Regions from separate parts of the Mus musculus genome. Here region 1 is linked to region 2. A link is a loop called in an ENCODE intact Hi-C map of the cell type or tissue named here. Cell type or tissue: gastrocnemius. All regions are shown on one strand. Region 1 overlaps Stag1 (stromal antigen 1). Region 2 holds the start of Stag1 (stromal antigen 1).

The links. Hi-C counts contacts between places; a loop is a spot of excess contacts. Peaks named below come from ENCODE experiments on the same cell type or tissue, not always from the same donor. Only the 100,000 strongest peaks of a DNase experiment are listed, where the experiment ranks them.
Region 1: a loop joins it to region 2, with 2.0 times the contacts of the local background. A loop is called at or near these places in 12 of 42 quality-filtered maps.

The regions. Positions count from the first base shown.
Region 1 is chr9:100,759,447-100,761,946 of GRCm38, reverse strand. All of the region lies in intron 5 of Stag1 (stromal antigen 1), which reads right to left. Among named protein-coding and RNA genes, the nearest start is that of Stag1, 120 kb to the right of the region's middle. In gastrocnemius, a CTCF peak has its summit at 1,395 (motif pointing right); no DNase peak of the experiment used is centred here.
Region 2 is chr9:100,642,514-100,645,013 of GRCm38, reverse strand. It overlaps Stag1 (stromal antigen 1), which reads right to left and starts at 1,566. Exons shown (of 34, transcript NM_009282.4): 1 at 1,218-1,566. In gastrocnemius, CTCF peaks have their summits at 1,422 (motif pointing left) and 2,087; DNase peaks (open chromatin) are centred at 755 and 1,580; H3K4me3 peaks cover 2,500 bases; H3K27ac peaks cover 2,500 bases.

The sequences.
Region 1 (2,500 bases), 120 kb before region 2:
CTATAGTTCATAAAAAGCAGAGTCAATACTGAGCTGCCAACTTTAACCTATTTTTACCACTGCTCTTAACATGAAGTCCATGAATGAAGTGATAGGATGCTTTTCTTGGGTTGTTGGTTTTGGCAGAACTCTAGAACCTCCATGGAACTCTACTGGAACCTGAATTTCTAATTACCTTTGTTTCCAGGTTAAAATGGTGTTTGCAAAGTTGGAACCTGCCTTTTTTTCTAAAAACCAGAAAAAATACTACAGCAGTTACCTAACCACTCAAACCTAGTCTTCAATCCAAAGTAGAGGTGATTAGGCTCAACAGCACTAAACAACCCTATCCAAAGTACCTTGTATTTACCAGAAGAGAATGGAATGAAGCAATCAGAAGAAACTCGGGAACAAGTAAACTGTCGCACAGCTCTGTATATAAACCAGAGTACAGCCTGGAGAACTGCACCTGGGTCACCTCTGCATGCACCTTATTACTGGCCAGACAAGCAGAATTGTATTCTTGGATGCTTCTTGTCCATGTTAGGATTTACTTCCCTAAGTTCTATACTAGTAGCTGCCTGGCCCTTTTTATCTTTCCAACTAAAAACAAAAGGGCGTAAATGTGACAGTTACATGAAAAATTAAAGACAGGAAACTAGACACAGGCAAAATTTTGCTACTTGATACTATAACAATATCGCAAATAACATTTTAAGTTTCAAGCTTTTAACGACATAACATTACATACTTAGCACTACTGAAACCTATGTGTGATAAAATATGCTACCACTGCCTGATACTCTAGCAAAAAGCATTCCAAATAGTAAAGGCCTTTCAAGTGTTCTGTGTATGAATCAACCTCATATTTCAAAGATTATAGTCACAGATTCTTAAATTATCTGCCATTATGGTATTGAACGGATATTGCAATCAGATACTAGGACAAACTTTTGGTGGTCTTTCTTTCATGTTTGCTTTATCTAGGTTCACATGAGCTATAAATCAAAATAAAAAAGGGAAAGACTGCCAAAGAGTATCAATGAATTTGGTAAAAGAACCCTTCAGAAGAAGAGAAGAGTAGTACTAAGACTACTAAAACTGGAAGGAAGTCACTAAAAAAGTGTCAGCACACAGTAAATGCACGGCTGATTATCTAGCAATGCAATGAGTTTGACCATCTTTCTAATGAAATAAGAAGGGAAGCTGGACAAAATGTAGAGAAAAAGACTCATATTCTGGTTGCTTTCCAAGAGAAATTTCCAACAAAATGTGTTAAGTATGTTGGAGTACATGTGAATCACCTGGTTTATGTATGCAATAACGGAGTAAAAATAAAAAAAATATTATGAAGATATTTTATAAAATATGCAATTTTTACAATAGCTTTAAAGTTGTGATTTTACCTTCACTGATGTGTCTGTCTCTAGATGGCAGTCTATACTTTGTAACATTCCTAGTTAAAATATGAATATATTCCTTCCTTGGTAAGAGTGAAGATGGTTGAACATTATATTAGTAAACTGTCATCTATTATTTAGTTTCACAAAATGGTAGGTTCTATTAGTGAGTTCTCCCACCAATTCCCATCATTTCAGACCCAAACATGCTTGTGACTCCTAACTGCACCAGGGAGGAGAGAACAGCAAAACACCACAGAGTAAAAATATTACTTTTTTTTTTTTTTTTTTGGTTTTTCGAGACAGGGTTTCTCTGTATAGCCCTGGCTGTCCTGGAACTCACTTTGTAGACCAGGCTGGCCTCTAACTCAAAAATCCACCTGCCTCTGCCTGCCAAGTGCTGGGATTAAAGGCGTGCGCCACCACCGCCCACCAAATTATTACTATTTTTTTATCTCATGATATAAGAAGGACTTGTAGTGACTAAGAAAAGCTTAAGTTCAGTCATGGGAGTAAAACAGAGAACTGAACTACACTATTCTCAGCTTGACTAGGTACCACAGGGCAGGACCACAGGCAGCAAGCCCCTGAATCAGTTTGTCACACCATACACCAAGACCTTCAGCACACAGGTATCCTTCCGCATAACACCCACCTGAGAAAGGCATAATATTCCAGTTCCTTTATCCTTTATGAAATACTACCAACTTAAACTGTGACTCCCTGCTGCCCCAAGGTCTGACCACCTGTACAATTTGGATAGCCCTCCAAGGAATTCTGAACATTAGCAAGACAATCTACTACATCAACAGAAAGGTTTGCTCCAGGGGTGAGAAATCAAAACTTTTGGTAGCTGAGCTGGGAACACTTCAGAAACCATATTTAACTATCAAGAGTTGCCTCCAAATTGATTCCACAGTATCAAGTACCACACCTGCAATCTGACCAAATGGGGTAATAAAAAATCCAAAGGTGAGACCACATAGACATACCAAGAAATTCCACAGATAACGTAACTCCAGGTGCCGAGGTCCTATGACAATAACATGAAACACGAATAACCAAGACAATTTGTCTACTTCGAGAAATTTGCACTCCTAGTGTAGTACTCCCTGAAAAAA
Region 2 (2,500 bases):
TATATGAAAAAAAAAAAAAACCCACTGGGAAACCTAAAGGTAAAGTTACAAATTCCATTAAGTTACACATCGTACAACTTTATGCGGATTTTGGTACTTTCACAAACACTACTTTTGCTAGATGTAAAATATAGCTGTCTCTAAGCACAACCAGAAGAGAATAAACATGCCCCTCATGTTAACACCAACTTCAACAGCAAATAACTCGCTACCACAAACTGCACTATTTGGGGTCTATAGGGCTCCAAAACCACCCCAGAGCTTAACACTCCCAGGACACGACTGTCTGCAATGTGGAAAGAATCAGTAACAATCCTAACGTAGACAGAAGCGGGTGACGTGACAATCCGAAAACCAGAAAATGTTGTGGTCCCTACTACACACAAACAGCACTCGGTTCGGACCCCTCCAAGTCCAGCTCCCAGCACTCGGGTTTCCCAGCTCTTCATCCCGCCCCCCACCTTCAGGGAAGAGGAAAAACAACTTTTATTGGCCTCATCTCCCGGGGGATTGGGAAACTAGCGGGGCAGTGCTCCGGCCTGGACACGTTTCACCCGGAGCTCGGACGGCGGATAGCGGGAAAGCCAGGACTGCGACGTCCCGTCGGCCCAGGTCCTCAGCCCTACCCCACCCCAGCAAAGCAGGGGCCTGGGACAGCAGTCTGGGCTGAGCGACCCCCAGGACCCTCGACAGAAGCGAGCTCCTTGTCATGTGACGCCGCCGCCGCCAAAGCACCGCAGAAACGCAGGGCGGCGGAAGGCGTTCGCGCCAGCCCGCCTAGGCTGGCCCGGGCGCGGGCGAGTCCCGAGAGCCCGGGCGGGGGGGCGGAGGGCGGGCTTGGCGGCGGGCCCGAGCGCGCCACAAAGGCTTCCGCGCTACCGCCGCGGAGCCCGGGCGGGCGGGGGCACCGTTTTCGCGGCCCGCGGGGAGGGGTGGAGGGAAGCGGAGCGCCCGCCGCGCCCACAGCGGGTCCCGGACGCTCGGCCGCCCGCCTGCAGCCGCCGCGCCGCGCCGCGCACAGGCCCGCGCGGCCTCCCTCCCCCGCGCGGGGCCCGCGCCGGCCCGCCCGCCCGCCCGCCGCTCGCCGCTCGCGCTCCCAAGCTCTCGCCCGGCCTCCATCTTGGATCGGCGCTTCCAGCCCCCGCGCCGCTGCCGCCGCCGCCGCCGCATTTCCCCCTTTCCCGCCCCCCGCCGCCGCCGCCGCCGCCCGCGCTCACCTCAGCTGCCCATCCGGGCGCTGTCGGCCGTCGACCTAGTTTCCCCCCAAAAGTCTCCGGTGTGTTATTCCCGAGGTGGGGGGGTGGTTACGGGGTGGTCGCCGGGGGTTCGGGAGCGGGGGCCGCGCCTTCAACGGAGCTGCAATCCTAACCCGCCATCTGGTGGCATTTTCCACACGCCAATGGCGCCGCTGCAGACTCGGGTCCCGACCGCCCTCTGCTGGCCGCGCTGCTCACTGCTCCGCTGACAGGACGGGCCTGCCCGGAAAGGGGAGGGAGCTGAGGCGCGAGCAGGGGCCCTCGGACGGGGCCGCGCGCCATCGCTCGCCTCCGGGGGGCGCGCACGCGCAGCAGCGGCGCGGGAAACGTGGCCTTTTGCGTGGCTGCACCGCCCCCCTCTGCGAGGCTCCTGCTCCGCTCGGCCAATGGCGAGCCGCGGAGACGTCTGGACGAGGGCGCTGTGGACAGCTCCTGGGCCGCCCCAGGCGAGCGGAAGGACGGACTCCGCGGCGCCTGCGCGACCCGCTCGCTGGGTTGCCGCCCGCCATTTTTAGAGCTTCTCCAAGAGCCTGGAAGAAGTCCGCCCCCGGCTCTTCCGCCGAGGCCCCTCCCCGGCGGGGGCCGCGCTCCGCTCCCGCCCTGAGGCTGCCAGCCGCCCACACCCGCCCGTTATCGGGGTGAGCCGTGCCAACGCGCCCCCGAGCCCTGCTCCCTCCCCGGTTAGCGGGAGTCTCCAAGCTAGAATTGAACGCGCGGTTTATTATTATTGATGAGGCGCTTTTTCAGAACGAGGTTGAAAAGGTTTCGAGCACTGGGACGAACCCCCTGCCTGCCGCGGAGCTAAAAGGAAACAGTGACCGCTCCAGGCCGATTGGCGTCGTCCTGCCTCTGTAAAGCAGGTTCTCGCCGAGGTGCAAGCTTTGCATAAGGCGGCAGCATTGGCTAGTTAGTGAGAAAGGAGAAGCTACACGGTGAAGATAGACTCTGCGAGCAATCAGATTCTCCCACAGCCTAGGACTGCTTTCTGTGGTTCTCAAATGGACGTGCGAATAATGGAGCCTAGCCGAAAGGGAAATAGCCAGGCGTAGATCTTGACCCCTTCCTTCCCTGCTGCTCTCTACCTAAGCTGTCCTTGACCAAGGCTCTCCTAACCTTCCGCCTGCTTATTAACTCCGCACTACAAAAGTGAATTCTTGGTCTTGTAGGTCATCAGCCTCATTGCTGACTCAATTTTTTTTTATTGGCAGAGGCAGCTGCATTTTCAATATCTCCTTAGAAACGTT